Linked DNA regions of Homo sapiens: region 1 is linked to region 2. Evidence: read pairs that join two places in POLR2A ChIA-PET (ENCODE). Cell type or tissue: MCF 10A. All regions are shown on one strand. Links, peaks and the distances in the headings refer to the core of each region. The heading gives the core; the rest is flanking DNA.

Region 1 (14,288 bases), core at 7,733-10,232, 1.1 Mb after region 2:
ATTTTTGCTTTTATGTATTTTTAAATGCTGTGTTTTGAGTGCTTTCTAGTTTAGAATTGTTATATCTTACTGGTTAATTGATCCTTTTATTATTTTGTAATGATTTTATTTTGTAGTGATTAGTAATTCTTTCTGCTTAATAGTTATTTTGTCTGCTAGAAATATAGTTAAATTAGCTTTCTTGTGATTAGAATTTACCTATATTATATATTTCCATTCTTTGAATTTTAGTGTTTCTGTGTTCTTATATTTTACCTGTATTTTTCGTAATCATCATGTGGTCAGATTTAGTTTTTTTTGTATTTACTTTTATTTTATTTTACATAAAAAATTTTTTAGAGGCAAGGTCTCACTCTGTCACCCAGGCTGGAGCGTAGTGGCATGATCTTGGCTCACTGCAGCCTCAACCTCCTGGGCTGAAGAGATCCCCCTGCCTCAGCCTCCTGAGTAGCTTGGACTACAAGCACACACCTCCGTGCCCTGCTTATTTATTTATTTATTTTTTATTTATTTATTTGAGATGGAGTCTCACTCTGTTGCCCAAGCTAGAGTACAGTGGTACGTTCTTGGCTCACTGCAACCTCCACCTCCCGGGCTCAAGCAATTCTCCTGCCTCAGCCTCCTAAGTAGCTGGGATTACAGGTGCATACCACCATGCCCATCTAATTTTTTTGTATTTTAGTAGAGACGGGGTTTCACCATGTTGCCCAGGGTAGTTTCAAACTCCTGAGCTCAGGCAATCCAGCCGCCTTGGCCTCCCACAGTGCTGAGATTACAGGCGTGAGCCATCGTGCCTGGCCACTCTGCTTATTTATTTATTTTTTCTTAATTTTTGTAGAGACAGGGTCTCACTATGTTGCCCATTCTGGTCTCAAACTCCTGGCCTCAAGTAGTCCTCCTGCCTTGACCTCCCAAAGTGCTGGGATTATAGGTGTGAACCACTGCACTGGCCCAGGATTTTGTTTTTGTTTTTTTTAATTAATTAATTAATTAATTAATTATTTTGAGACAAAGTTTCGCTCTTGTTGTCCAGGCTGGAGTGCAATGGTGCAATCTTGGCTCACTATAACCTCTGCCTCCTGAGTTCAAGAGATTCTCCTGCTTCAGCCTCCCAAATAGCTGGTATTACAGGCATGCACCACCATGCCCAGCTAATTTGTTTTTTTTTTTTTTTTTTTTGAGATAGGGTCTCACCTGTCATGCAGCCTGAAGTGCAGTAGCACAAATATGGTTCACTGCAGCCTCAAACTTCTCAGCTCAAGTGATCCTCCCACCTCAGCCTCCTGAGTAGCTGGGAGCACAGGTGTGTGCCACCATGCTTGACTACTTTTTAAAATTTTTTGTAGAGATGGGGTCTCACTATGTTGCCCAGGCTGGTCACAAACTCCTGGGCTCAAGCAATCCTCCTGCCTTGGCCTATAGAAGTGCTGGGATTACAGGCGCCAGCCACTATGCCTGGCCAGGTTTTTTGTTTTTAAATCCAATTTGACAATCCATCTTTTAGCTAGAAAATTTAGTACATTTACATTTAGAGTAATTTCTAATATATTTGATTTTGTTTTATTTGCTTTTTATTTCCTATTTTTCTGTTCCTCTTTTCTCCTTTTCTTACCTTATTTTAGATGGATCGAGCTATTTTTGTACTTTTTCTTTTCCACTTTCCTCCCTTTACTTGCTTGGGATATAAGAAAAAGGGAGGTCAAAGATGACTCCCGTGTTTTGGGTCTCAGCAACAGGAAGAATGGAATTGCCATTGACTTGAGTTCATATTTGGGCATTATGATGCTATTTATTTATTTATTTATATTTTTGAGATGGAGTCTGGCTCTGTGTCCCAGGCTGGAGTGCAGTGGCATGATCTCAGCTCACTGCAAGCTCCGCCTCCCGGGTTCATGCCATTCTCCTGCCTCAGCCTCCTGAGTAGCTGGGACTACAGGCGTCCGCCACCATGCCCAGCTAATTTTTTTGTATTTTTAGTAGAGATGGGGTTTCACTGTGTTAGCCAGGATGGTCTCGATCTCCTGACCTCATGATCCACCCGCCTCGGCCTCCCGAAGTGCTGGGATTACAGGCGTGAGCCACCGTGCCCGGCCCATTTATTTATTTTTATTTATTTATTTAGCAGAGACAGGTTTCACCATGTTGGCCAGGCTGGTCTCGAACTCCTGACCTCAAAGCAATCCACTCGCCTCAGCCTCCCAAAGTGTTGGGATTACAGGCGTGAGCTACTATGCCTGGCCGTATGATGCATTTTAGACAATCAAGTAAAGATGTCAAATGGGCAGCTGGACATGCAAATCTGAAGTACAGAAGGAAATCTGAGTCAGAGATAAAATTTATAATTTTATTAGAGTACAAATTATATTGAAAACACAGACTATATACGATTGCCAAGGAAGTACAATCAGAGAACAGATCCAAGGACCAAGTCTTAGAACTCTTCACTGTTAAAAGGTTAAGAGATAGAGGAGCAACCAGGAAAGGAGAAGACTGAGGAGTGGCCAGTGATATGGAATCAAAACTGGGAGTTAAGAAAATGTTTCAGGGAGAATTGATTTTGGTTAATTTGTCTTGGGGTCATTCTAACTCTTTACTTTTGTGTTATCTCATTATGAATTTTAAAGTTAAAAATTATATTTAACCTATCATTTTAGTTGTTTTTTGGGGAAGATTGTTCAGAAATTATAATCCATACAATGTCAGAAATGGAAATTGTACCAACCCTTTTTTCAATATTATAAAGAAAAACCCTGGCTGGACGCAGTGCCTCATGCCTTATAATCCCAGGATTTTGGGTAGCTGAGTGGGGAGGATCGCTTGCGGCCTCAGGAGTTCAAGGCCAGCCTGGGCAACATAGTGAGACCCTGTCTCTACAAAAAAAAAAAACATAAAAAATTAGCTGGACATGGTGGCACATCCTGTCGTCCCAGCTACTCAGGGTGGGGGTGGGGATGGGGCAAGGGGTGCTCTAAGGTGGGAGGATCACTTGAGCACAGGAGTTTGAAGCTATAGTGAGCTGTGATTGCACCACTGCACTCCAGCCTGAGTGACACAGAGAGATCCTGTCTCAAAATAAAGTCTAAATTTAAACTATACTTAAAAAAAAAGTACTGGAGTTTCACTCTTGTTGCCCAGGCTAGAGTGCAGTGGCATGATCTCGGCTTACTGCAGCCTCCACCTCTGGGGGTTCAAGTGACTAACCTGCCTCAGCCTCCCGAGTAGCTGGGACTGTAGGCACCTGTCACCATGCCCATCTAATTTGTTTGTAGTTTTAGTAGAGACGGGGTTTCTCCATGTTAGCCAGGCTGGTCTCCAACTCCTGACCTCAGGTGATCCACCTGCCTCAGCCTCCCAAAGTGCTGGGATTACAGGCGTGAGCCACCGTGCCCAGCCAATAATTTTTTTTTTAGAGATAGGTTCTCGCTATGTTGCCCAGACTGGTCTCAAGCTCCTGGGCTCAAGCAATCCCCCGCCTTGGCCTCCTAAAGTGCTGGGATTACGGCATGAGCTACTGCACCCAGCCAAGTGATACTCTGGGCACGTATTTCTCTCAATCGATAGCTACTTAGACTATCATATCAGGGTTTTTCTTTTTATTTATTTAATTTATTTTTGAGACAGGGTCTTGCTCTGTTGCCCAGACTGGAGTGCAGTGGTGCAAGCATAGCTCACTGCAGTCTTGATCTCACAGGCTCTAGCAATCCTCTTGCCTCTGCCTGCCTAGGCTGAGGGGCTACAGGACTACAGGGACCGAGGGGCTACAGTGCAGCTGGGACTACAGGTGCACACCACCACACCTGGTTAATTTTTAAAATTATCTGTAGAGATGGTGTCTTGCTATATTGCCCAGGCTAGTCTCAAACTCCTGAACTCAAGCAATCCTCCCACGTTGGCCTTTCAAACTGATGGGATTACAGGCATGAGCCATTGTGCCCACCCTAAATTTAGACTTTAAAAATAAATGTATATTTTACTCATTTCAACAGCATCTACATATTGTTGAAAACATCTTCATTTAGACTTGCTTATTTAAGCATTCAACAAACACTTATTGAACATCAACAATGTACTGTCAGATAGGTTTCTGATTTCATGGAGTTTACCTTGTAGTGAAGGAGGGGCAAAGAAAAGGTAAGATAATCTCAGATAATGACAAGTACTCTGAAGAAATTAAAATAGGATATGATAGAAAACATTACTTAAGATGGGTGTTCAGGGAAGACCTCTCTGAGGGGATTGCCTTTAAGCTGAGACTTGAGTGACAAGGAGTAAGTGAAAGTATCATCTGCCTACAGTCAAGGAGTGACACATATACACATAAATTTAAGTCCCCAGATTAAGAACCACTGTCAGCCAGGAGCAGTGACTCATGCCTGTAGTCTCAGCACTTTGGGAGGCTAAGGTGGGAGGATTGCTTGAACCCAAGAGTTTGAGACCAGCCTGCATAAGAGGGTGAGACTCCATCTCTACAAAAATAATAAAAAAATAAGCTAGGCATGGTGATGCGTACCTGTAGTCCCCTTAGCTTGTTCAGTTCAGGTCACGTGAGCCAAGATATTCCTTTCTTGGCTCTAAACCATAGGTTTGAGTTTTTGTCAGTAAAATAGGGCCAAGAGCCTGGATTTTCAGTCTAGGGTGCTGGAAAGGTTAATTGATGCCTGTAACATTCTTTAAGATCTTTAGATGAAAGACTCGGGGCTGTATACAGAATTACCAAGGGCTTGGAAGCTCTTCCCTTCCAAGCCCCAGGGAAAATCCCTTCATATCAGTAACCTAGGCCTTTCCTCTCCAGTCTGTAGCTGTGGGACAATGGTTCTCAAACTTTTGCAGGCATTAGAATCAAAGGTTGTGATGTGAATTCCCAGGCTCTCTGCCTGAGATTCTGATTCTCCCTGAGGTTCTGAATTCTTACCTTCTTAGTTCTGTATTCTTCTGTACCCTTGTCTGGTGTCTCATGCTTCCCAATACTCTACATTTTTGTCTCTGCAAATGGATCTGAGGGTGTACTTGTCCATATAAACTATTGTCAGAGACATCTTTGGCTTTTTTTTTTCCCTGAAGGCAATCCAGAGCAGAGATTGGGGAAGGCAGGAATGTGTCTGTATCTACTTCTCAAATGTACATTGACATTCATTAGGAGGAGAGTTTGGGATAATTATTTGAATGAAAGGAGGGAGGAATTGCTGACTGGCACAAAATGAGAGAAGGTGAGTACAAGGAAAGCAACCCTGGTTTGAGGGCCAAGTTCATTGCCTCTTTCCTCTTTTCCTGGTGCTGAATCCTACTAAAGGGCTGTCCAGGGATTGGTCTTTCATTCATTCATCCATTCAACAAATGCATATTAAATATATTATATGCCAGGCAGTAGGAATTCAGTGTTAACTAAGACAGGATCTCTCCTCTCCTGTATTTTTCTGTCTCCCCTACTAGAATGGAGACATTCTAGTAGAAAAACACATATAAGCTGGGTGCCGTGGTACATGCCTGTAGTCCCAGCTATGAGGGAGGGTGAGATGGAAGGATTGCTCAAGCGCAGGAATTTGAGGCTGCAGTGAGCCATGATTAGATTGTTGTACTGTCCTCCAGCCTGGGCAACAGAGTGAGACTCTGTCTCAAGAAAAAAAAAAAAAAAAAGTCAGCCTTGATAAAAGGAAGGAGGAAGTGGAGGGTGGAGGGAAACATTCTTGGCAAAGGAAACATGAGTTCAAAGGCCATCAGGCAGGAAAAACTTTGAAATGCTTGAGAAACTGAAAGAAGGACTATCTTGCTGGAGTGGAGGAGTGAGAGAGAGAATATTGCAGGATGAGGTTGGAGAGGGTGAGGATTAGGGTTTATAGGTCACCATAATTAATGCCTTGGAAGAAGTAGTGTGGGCAAGGGAGCCTTGCCACTTGGGGTAAGAATAGTAGTGGCCAACCTAGAATAGCCAAAACAATCTTGAAAATGAAGAACCAAGTTGGAGGACTCGCATTTTCTGATTTCAGAACTTACTACAAAGCTATAATAATCAAGACAGTGTGTGGTACTGTCATAAGGATAGACATACAGATAAGTAGAATTGATAGTCCAGAAACAAACCCTCACACTTATGGTCAATTAATTTTTGATAAGGTTGCCAAGACAATTCAATGGTGAAAAAATAGTCTTTTTTCTTTTTCTTTTTCTTTCTTTTTTTTTTTTTTTTTTTGAGATGGGAGTCTCATTCTGTTGCCCAGGCTGGAGTGCAGTAGCATGATCTCGGCTCACTGCAACCTCTGCCTCCCAGGTTCAAGCAATCCTCCCACCTCAGCCTCCCAAGTAGCTGGGACTACAGGCGTGCACCACCACACCGGGCTAATTTTTATATTTTTAGTAGAGTCAGGGTTTCACCATATTGGCCAGGCTAGTCTTGAACTCCTCACCTCAGGTGATCCACCCACCTCAGCCTCCCAAAGTGTGGGATTACAGGCATGAGCCAACGTGCCTGACTGAAAGGATCATCTTTTTGATACATGGTGCTGAGAAAACTAGATATCCACATGCAAAAGAATGAAGCTGAACACCTACTTCACATCGTATGTAAAAATTAACTCAAAATGGATCAATAACCTAAATGTAAGAGCTAAAATATTTCTTAGAAGAAAACATAGGTATAAATCTTTATGACCTTGGATTTGGCAATGGTTTCTTAGATATGATACCAAAAGCACAAGGAACAAAAGAAAAAAAAAAACAAATTGGACATCATCAAAATAAAAAACTTCTGTGCACCAAATGACACTGCCTAGAAAGTGAAAAGACAACCCACAGAATGGGATAAAATATTTGCAAATATAAAACTGATAAGGGACCCAAGATAATTTAAAACTTATGTCCACATAAAGACATACACAAATGTTCATAGCCGCATTATTTATGACAGACAAAAAGTAGAAATAACCCAAAAGAGTCACCAACCCAAACTGATGAATGGATAAGTAAAATGTGTTATATCCATACAGTGAAATATTATTTGGCCATAAAATGGAATGCAGCACCCACACATGCTACAAGAAGAATAAACCTTGAAAAACATCATTCTAAGTGAATGAAGCCAGTTACAAGGATCATATATTATTCCATTTATATGAAATATCCATAATAGGCAAATCTATAAAGTCATAAAGTGAACTAGTGGTTGCCTAGGGCTGGGGGCCTAGGGATAATGGCTATGGGGTGCAGGAATTCTTTTTAGGAGTGAAGAAAATGTTCTAAAATAGATGTGATAAGCACGGCATGGTGGCACACACCTGTAGTTCCTGCTACTCAGGAGGCTGAGGCCAGGAGTTAGAGGCCACAGTGTGCTATGATCTTGTATGTGAACAGCCACTGCACTCCAGCCTGAGCAACATAGCAAGATCTCATCTCTAAAAGTTAAAAAAAAAAAAAAAAGATGTGATGATTGCACAGCTCTGCATATAATAAAAGTTATTGACTTGAACACTTTGAGTGAATTGTGTGATATGTGAGTTATATTTTAAGAAAGCTATTAAGGTGGGGTGCAGTAGCTCATGTCTGTGATCCCAGCACTTTGGGAGGCCAAGGTAGGAGGATTGCTTGAGTCCAGGAGTTTCAGGTTGCAGTGAGTTATGGTTGCACCACTGCACTCCATCCTGGGCAACAGAGCAAGACTCTGTCTCTAAAAAAAAATAGATAAAAAAAATAAAGCTGTTAAAAAATAAAAAGAATGGTAAGGGCCAGAACCTAACAGCAAGGTCAAAATGGGGAGGTTGAAAACCTCTAGGGCCTCCAAGACCAAAGGAATTACCACTTCTGGACAAGAACTGGGGAATTTTTCAGTACCAATTCCAGGAACCTACTAGCTAAGTGAACCCAAGGGAAGAATCATGGCCTTGGGGGGTTTCTCCAGGTTGTTTTCAGAGACATGTTTGTTCACCTTCCATTAATATATCCACTTACAAAGGGGATTATAATGTGCAGTGATGCAAACTAGACCATGTTCCTTCACTAGATCCTCTGCTATTTTCCCTATCTATTTTTGAGACAGTCTTGCTGTGTCAGCCAGGCTGGAGTGCATTGGTGGGATGTCAGCTCACTGCAACCTCTGCTTCTTGGGTTCAAGCGATCCTCCCACCTTAACCTCCCAAGTAGCTGGGACTATAGGCGCCTGCCACCATGCTCATTTAAGTTTTGTATCTTTTGTAGAGATGGAGTTTCACCATGTTGGCCAGGCTGGTCTCAAACTCCTGAGCTCAAGTAATCTGCCCACCTCAGCCTCCCAAAGTGCTGGGATTACAGGTGTGAGCCACTGTGCCCGGCTTCCTCTGCCATTTTCTTTCTTTCTTTTTCTTTTTTTTTGAGACGGGTTTCCACTCTTGTTGCCCAGGCTGGAGGGCAATGATGCAATCTTGGCTCACTGCAACCTCAGCTGCTGGGGTTCAAGCAATTCTCCTGCCTCAGCTTCCCAGGTAGTTGGGATTACAGGTGCACGCCACCATGCCTGGCTAATTTTTGTATTTTTAGTAGAGACGGGGTTTCACCATGTTGACCAGGCTGGTCTCGAACTCCTGACCTCAGGTGAATCTGCCTGCCTCGGCTTCCCAAAGTGCTGGGATTACAAGCATGAGCCACCACAGCTGACCAAAAAAATTTTTTTCAAAACAAAAAAATTTAATGAGAAGAGTGGCATCTTCAATGTCTGGCTTTATAAAAGCTTGATTCTTATATCTGCTTCTGTATTCAGTCAAATCCATGAGTGTTTTGGTTGAAGAATATGAAGAAAATCTGGCTCAACACAGCTATGTAGTTGGAAAAGGAAGAAATACTTCAACAGATTTTTCAGAAAACTGGATATTCCCTTCAATACACCAAAATCCAACAACTGTTAGTTTCTTAAAGGTTGAGACCATAACTATAAAATGTCCATACTCTGTTATATTAAAATCCATTGGTCTATCACATACTTTCATTCTGTGTTGTTGTTTTGAGACAGGGTCTTGCTCAGCTACCCAGGGTGGAGTGCAGTGTCTGCAATCACTGCTCATTTCAGCCTTGACTTCCTGGGCTCAGGCGATCCTCCCACCTCAGACTACAGGCATGTGCCACCACACCCAGCTAATTTTTTATATTTTTAGTAGAGACAGGGTTTTGCCATGTTGCCTAGGCTGATCTTGAACTTCTGAGCTCAAGTGATCCTCCAGCTTTGGCCTCCCAAAGTGCTGGGATTATAGGCATGAGCCACGGTGCCCAGCCCTAATCAAAAAAAATTATTTGTAGAGACAGGGTGTCCCTATGTTGCCCAGGCTGGTCTGGAACTCGTGGGCTCAAGCGATCCTCCTGCCTCAGCCTCCCAAAGTGCTGGGATTACAGGCCTATTATGTACTTTCTTTTTTTTTTTTTTAGATGGAGTCTCGCTCTGTTGCCCAGGCTGGAGTGCAGTGGTGCCATCTCAGCTCACTGTAACCTCTGCCTCCTGGGTTCAAGCGATTCTCATACCTCAGCCTCCCGAGTAGCTGGGACTACAGGTGCTCACCACCATACCCAGCTAATTTTTGTATTGTTAATAGAGACGGGGTTTCACTATGTTGGCCAGTCTGGTCTCGAACTCCTGACCTCAAGTGATCCACCTGCCTTGGCCTCCCAAAATGTTGGGATTACAGGCATGAGCCACCGCGCCTGGCCTAATATACTTTCAGTGGATCTTTTACACATGTATGATTTTGTAACATCATGATTGGTCATTTGGAAAACATTGGTTCACTGAACTGTGCAGATCTTTCAAATATTGACACATTTTTATTATATAATATAAAAAACACATTTATTAATACCATGATTTATCTCATCAAAAAAGTTTTTAAAGCTTTTAGAAAACTGTCAACCAGGAATATATACAATTTTCCAAAATTCTCATTTTTGCTCAAAGGTTTTGAATTTTATCATTGGAAATAAATATTGTCAGGTGTTTTCCTTCAAGTGACAGGCTCCAGAGAATGTCTGCCAAATATCCACATCTGAATTACCAACATTTGCCTGTCAGTGCTATTTTCAAGTAAAAATGGTGTTCTATGAAAACAAAAAAGGCCAATGCAGCTTGCAACCAAAATAGCTATGCTCCTTGAGATAACAAATGTACTTTGATATATAGCAGAAGTGCTCTGTGTATCCTTCTCATTTCCTCACATAGAATATTAAAAACACTTGTACTCAAGGGTCAAGTTTTAATAAAATTAATTTTTACTGCTTCATCAAGGATTCTTAATAAAATCGGCCTTTTCCTGCTTTGAGTGCCCAATGGGGAAGAATACATTTACTGCTAGTACAGTTTGATACCATTACCTAATACTGTGCTGAGGTACCAGCTATCTTTGTTTGTTTTTTAGAAACAGGAGCTCACTCTGTTGCCCAGGCTGGATTGCAGTGGTGAGATCATAGCTCACTGTAGCCTTAAACTCCTGGGCTCAAGCAATCCTCCTGCCTTGGCCTCTTGAGTAGCAGGGACTACAGGCGTGCACCACCACACCCAGCAGTACCAGCAAATTTTTAGCCCCCCCCCCCATTGCTTTTGTACCATCAGTGCAAGTCAATATAGTGAAAAATAATATATTAGAATTATAATGAAAATAGTTTTGACTTCATGGATTCCCCTGAAAAGGTCTTGAGGGCTGCAGGAATCTATAGAGCATACTCTGAGAATTGTGGCAATATGGCCAGGCGCGGTGGCTCCTCCCTGTAATCCCAGCACTTTGGGAGGCAAAGGCGGGTGGATCATCTGAGGTCAGAAGCTCAAGACCAGACTGGCCAACATAGTGAAACCCTGTCTCTACTAAAAATACAAAATTAGCTGGGTGTGGTGGCGGGCTCCTGTAGTCCCAGCTACTTGGGAGGTTGAGGCAGAAGAATTGCTTGAACCTGGGAGATGGAGGTTGCAGTGAGCCAAGATCAAGCCACTGCACTCCAGGCTGGGTGACAGAGCGAGACTCCATCTTAAAATAAAATAAAATAAAAAGCTGGGTGTGGTAGTGCATGCCTGTAATCCCAGCTACTTGAGAAGCTGAGGCACAAGAATCACTTGAACCTGGGAGGCAGAGGTTGCAGTGAGCTGAGACCGTGCCACTGCACTCCAGCCTGGGTGATAAAGTGAGACTCCGTCTAGCCAGGTGGGGGTAAGAATTCACCGGGTGTGGTGGCTCACGCCTGTAATCCCAGCACTTTGGGAAGCCAAGGCAGGTGGATTACTTGAGGTCGCGAGTTCAAGACCAGCCTGGCCAATATGGTGAAACTCCGTCTCTACTACACACACACACACACACACACACACACACACACACACACACACACACACAATTAGCCAGGTGTGGTGGTGCATGCCTGTAATCCCAGCTACTCTGGAGGCTGAGGCAGGAGAATCGCTTGAACCTGGGAATCGGAGGTTGCAGTGAGCCGAGATTGTGCCACTACACTCCAGCCTGGGCATCGCAGCAAGACTTTGTCTCAAAAACAACAACAAAATTGTGGTAATATACCCGTGTATGTGTGTGTATGTCAAAGTATAAGTGAAATATTTCTTCCCTAAGTTCACATTTCTCTGAGTTAAATGTAACTCCCTAGATTTTGCCCAAAAAAGTACATTCTAACTTTTTTAAATTTTATTTTTCTTCTTAATTTGTTGGATAAACACACTAATAATAACAATAAAGATTTTCAAAAACAAAAAAAATCTACTAACTCTCTAAAGTTTGGTTTTAAGGTAATAACTGGGGTGGTTTTGGAAAATAGTTTTGTTACCAAGGTGTTACATACTCATTGTAAACAAATTCAAACAATATATGCACAAATAAAATGATATACTTCTAGTAAAAAACTGAAATAATTTCACTTTTTCCCTCACTTGGCAGTGTACCATGCACAATCAGCCTTCTGATTTTCTTCTTTTTTTTTTTTTTTTGAGATAGAGTCTTGCTCTGTCGTCAGGCTGGAGTGCAGTGGCGTGATTTTGGCTCATTGCATCCTCCGCCTCCTGGGTTCAGGCTATTCCCCTGCCTCAGCCTTCCAAGTAGTTGGGACTACAGGCGCGAGCCACCACGGCCAGCTAATTTTTTGTGTTTTAGTAGAGACAGGGTTTCACCATGTTGGTCAGGATGGTCTCAATCTCCTGACCTCGTGATCTGCCCACCTCAGCCTCTCAAAGTGCTGGGGTTACAGGCGTGAGCCACTGTGCCTGGCCTCTTCATTCTTTTTAACAAGTATATTGTAGGTCATGTTATAACTGTACCGCAGCTTACTTAGCCACTTATTGATAGACAAGTAAGGTTTGTCTGTTTTGAGACAGAGTCTCACTCTTTTGTCCAAGCTGGAGTGCAGTGGCATGATCTTGCACACTGCAACCTCCGTTTCCCAGCTTCAAGTGATTCTCGTGCCTCAGTCTCCTGAGAAGCTGGGACTACAGGTGTGCACCAACCCCCTGGCTAATGTTTTTTCTTTTTTTTTGAGACAGTCTCGCTCTGTCACCGAGGTTGGAGTGCAGCGGTGTGATCTCAGCTCACTGCAACCTTTGCTCCAAGGTTCAAGCGATTCTCCTGCCTCAGCCTCCCGAGTAGCTGGGATTACAGGCATCTGCCACCATGCCTGGCTAATTTTTGTATTTTTTAGTAGAGACGAAGTTTCGCCATGTTGGTCAGGCTGGTCTCAAACTCCTGACCTCAAGTGATCCACCCATCTTGGCCTCCCAAAGTGCTGGGATTACAGGTGTGAGCCACCCTGTCTGGCTTTTTTTTTTTTTTTTTTAAGTAGAGATAGGGTTTCACCATGTGGCCAGGCTGGTCTTGAACTCCTGACCTCAAATGATCCGTCTGCCTCAGTCTCCCAAAGTGCTGGGATTATAGGAGTGAGCCACCGTGCCTAGCCCTGACAAGTAAGGTTTTAATTAATGTCCCTGTACACATTTTTTTTTTTTTTTTTTAGTTAATGTGTGAGGGTTTCTGTGCCACTTTTCCTCCAGAGTTGGAAATGGATTTGCTAAATCAAAGGGTAGTTGCACTTAAAAAAAAAAAAAAAAAAAAAAAAGAAGGACCGGGCACATGGCTCACGCCTGTAAACCCAGCACTTTGGGAGGCTGAGGTGGGTGGATCACTTGAGGTCAGAATTTCCAGGCCAGACTGGCAAACATGGTGAAACCCCATCTCTACTAAAAATACAAAAATTAGCCGAGTGTGGTGGCATATGTCTGTAATCCCAGCTACTTGGGAGGCTGAGGCAGAAGAATTGCTTGAACCCAGAAGACGGAGGTTGCAGTGAGTTGAGATCACACCACTGTACTCCAGCCTGGGCGACAGAGACTCTGTTTCAAAAAAATAAAATGAAGGCACCTCCAAACTTATTTCCCTAAAGATTGTATCAATTACACTACTGCTAATGGTATACAGAGAGTGCAACAGGGAACTTGTGAGAGTAATTGTTGGGCATGAGGATTACCAGGCTCTGAATAGTGGTCAACCAGTGCTTTGAAGGGTTTTTAAATATTTCTGAGCCCTTCAGTCACTCTCCAGGAATTCTAATATTCATTTGAAATCCCTGGTATACAGAAAAGTATTGCTGTTTTCTTTGGACTCTCTAGTATGGCTCAATCTTGATTTAAAATGTTGCCAGCTTATGGGTGGAGCCATTGGGACAGTTTAGGGCTTTAACCAAACTCCAGAGGCCACAACAGGCCTGCCCATATGTCCTGCATAACTCTGAATGGTGATGCAATTCTTTTCAACTGACGAACCTTTTGCATTGACTAAATCTCTGCTGGAGAAGTCCAACTTTGGCTGTTTTTCTTTTCTTTTTTTTTCCCTTGACATCAGAGGTGTAAATGCCAGGGTCTAAGAAGGGCTTCTAGGTGAAAAGCTTCAGAGTAGAGTCCTGACCACTATATTTCTTAATAGCTTCTGTGAGCTTATATCAGACTCATGTCTGGCCTAGACTTTCTACAAGTGTCCTTTCGGGGCCATAGCCACTTCCTTGGGAAAGAACACTTGGTAGGTGGCACTGTTACCTGCCCTGCAGGTGAATGCCATGCTGTGTCTCCTGATTTATGGGACTGTCTTGATGAAAAAGGGGTGTGGCAAACTGAGTTGAGTTCAAACACTCCACAAGAGTCTCCAAGATCAGCCTTCAGAGTGACTCAGTCCTCACTTATAAGCCCAAATTGCTCTTTGAGTTGGAGTCCTTGGTCTGCTCCTTTCTCATTGTGGTAAGCAATTATGTACTTCAGGTTCTCACAGGAAATATCAGAGGGTAATGGATGGGTCATGTAAAATCACTTC
Region 2 (2,500 bases), core at 1-2,500:
ATTTTGAGAGCCATACAAAAACAGCAGGCTGGAATTGGCCCATAGGCTATGGTTTGCCAACCTCTGTCCTGGAGAATGAAATTCAGGCCTTGAAAGTTGAACAGCTCATTAGTGACAGGTTCAGAGCCAATAGCAATGTGTCTTTCTGAAAAGTTTAATGTTATCAATAGCTTTGCCTTAGAGCATCATACTCTTCATCTTTTAGGGCACTAAGGTGACTGCAAGAAATTAACCAGTAGTAAAAATAGTCTGTTTTTTGTGTGTTTGGGATTTGTTTATGTGTTTTTTTGCATGGGTTACTTACAGCAGTTCTCTCCACTTTTAATGTGCTCCAAAGGGAGAGGTCTTAAGAAAGAATAGCAGTCTGCACTTATCAAACTCAGCCACAATCTCAGTCTGAGTTGGTAAAACCGAAATGGCTCCTAAGGAAAGAGGAAAATTTTATGTCATGAATAGTCACAGTACTTTAAATCTGAGGCCTCAAGTTCTAAGCATACAGGTTGTCTTCCTGACTACAGTAGCGCTATCCATGTGCAGAGACGTTCCTATATTGCTACTTGAAAATAGATAATTCATTGGTATTCCTGTATTCAATATCCCAAAAGGCATCAATGGTGTAATCATGTGCATTTAAATAATTTGATGGGATTTCCTACTTGATAAATAAAGTTACTCACCTACTTATCCCTGTCGATTTTTTTTTTTTTAAGCAAAGAAATATATTTCCTGGTGAGTCTAAGAAGATTAGTTTTTAAAATCTTTTTTGATAGAGGGTCTCAACTGTGTCACCCAGCCTGGTGTGCAGTGGCACAAGCACAGCTCACTGCACCCTTGACCTCCTGGGCCAAGCAAACCTCCTGCCTCAGCCTCCCATGTAGCTGGGACTATAGGCATGTGCTGCCATGCCTGGCTTCAAAGTAGTTATTTGTTTTTTTTAGAGACAAGGTCTCACTCAGGCTGGTGTGCAGTGGTGTGGTCACAGCTCACTGCAGTCTCAACTTTCTGGGCTCACGTGGTCCTCCTGACTCAGCCTCCTGAGTAGCTAGGATTACAGATGTCACTCTGCCTGGCCTCGAAGTAGTTTTTTTTTTTGTTTTTTTTTTTTTTTTTGCTCTGTTGCCCAGGCTGGAGTGCAGTGGCACGATCTCAGCTCACTGCAACCTCCACCTCCTGGGTTCAAGCAATTCTCTTGCCTCAGCCACCCAAGTAGCTGGGACTATAGTCACACGCCACCACACCTGGCTAAATTTTTTTTTGTATTTTTAGTAGAGATGGGGTTTTGCCATGCCATTTCAGCCAGGCTGGTCTCAAACTCCTTACCTCAGGTGATCCACCCGCCTCAGCCTCCCAAAGTGCTGGATTACAGGTGTGAGCTACCACACCCAGCCGAAGTAGTTTTTTTCTGTTAATCTTTTCCCATGCTGCAATGAAAACTTGAATGAGACTGGCAGGGTTACTGGTCTGTAAATACCCAGGCTGCCAGCTGCCATAGGTAGCAGTAAACACAAGTGCCTCTTTTCATTGCTTAGGCCAAGTTTCAGGTCTTAGGCCTGTACCATATTAAGAGGAAAAACTAAAAATAAGGAGGGTTTCCAAACACCCCCACCAACCTTGAATTTTTTAAAAAATGAGGGAACCACAATTAATAAACACTATTCCTGGCACCTGTCCATGATTTCACTTGCTGGGTTGAAACAAACTAGTGTCAGTGGGATTTTATGTTGAAATTTTGGATCATGCCTCACTCAAATTTAAACCAGAAAAGCAAAACCCAGAGGGATAAATTCTGCAAGTCCCAAAGGGACACAAAGAGGTGGCTAAGTGCCTAGGAATTCACACAAAGGAAAACACCGTGCTAAGAGCAACTAATTAAGAACTTAAAAAGAGTGACAATGACTCCTGTGAATGTTGTTGCTTAATTAGGGCTTTATGAACACAGCTCCAGTTAATGGACCTGTCAATATACTCTTGAAAAACAATTTCACTGAATTAACAAATTAACTGTAATAACTTAAAATCTCTGCTTAGCAACATCTTTCTCCTTAATGCTATTTAGGAACACTTGTAATGAGCCAACTTGATGAGTCATAAATTTGTCAGTTTAGTAGCCTAAGGCTTGTTCAGAGGAGACCCTGTTACTTGTTTGGTCTTCCTTGCCCTCCAGTAAAGGCCCTTTAGGATGTAAGAATGTTCTGTGCTGCTTCTTAAGGGTGATATACTCATTGGGAAAGTACAGTAAAAAGGACTTTAAAATTTATTTTATTTTACAATACTTTTAGATTTATAGAAAAGTTGGGAAGATGGTACAAAGAGTTCCCATATATACCATACCCAGTTTCCCCTAATAACATCTTACATTGGTATATTATGGTTGTCACAATTAAATGGGCTAATATTGATACATTAGTATTAACTAAAGTCCATACTTTGTTCAGATTTCATTAGTTTTTATGTAATGTCTTTTGTCTGTTCTAGGATCCCGTTGAAGATACCACATTAC

What was found. Peaks named below come from ENCODE experiments on the same cell type or tissue, not always from the same donor. Only the 100,000 strongest peaks of a DNase experiment are listed, where the experiment ranks them.
Region 1: POLR2A ChIA-PET joins it to region 2 with 5 read pairs; 2 of 35 experiments call an interaction of 5 or more read pairs at or near these places.

Annotation. Positions count from the first base shown.
Region 1 is chr5:140,377,851-140,392,138 of GRCh38, forward strand. The region is part of intron 1 of ANKHD1-DT (ANKHD1 divergent transcript); the gene reads right to left. LOC124901087 (a long non-coding RNA gene) reads left to right here and starts at 2,185. Exons shown (of 2, transcript XR_007058967.1): 1 at 2,185-5,207; 2 at 8,723-8,939. RefSeq lists a silencer at 4,265-4,384. In MCF 10A, for the core only: no CTCF peak of the experiment used is centred there; no DNase peak of the experiment used is centred there.
Region 2 is chr5:139,280,264-139,282,763 of GRCh38, forward strand. It overlaps SNHG4 (small nucleolar RNA host gene 4), which reads left to right. Exons shown (of 7, transcript NR_182757.1): 7 at 2,476-2,500. It overlaps LOC124901081 (a long non-coding RNA gene), which reads right to left. Exons shown (of 4, transcript XR_007058956.1): 3 at 305-422. It also overlaps a transcript of MATR3 not described here. Among named protein-coding and RNA genes, the nearest start is that of SNORA74A, 2.7 kb to the left of the region's middle. In MCF 10A, for the core only: no CTCF peak of the experiment used is centred there; a DNase peak (open chromatin) is centred at 998.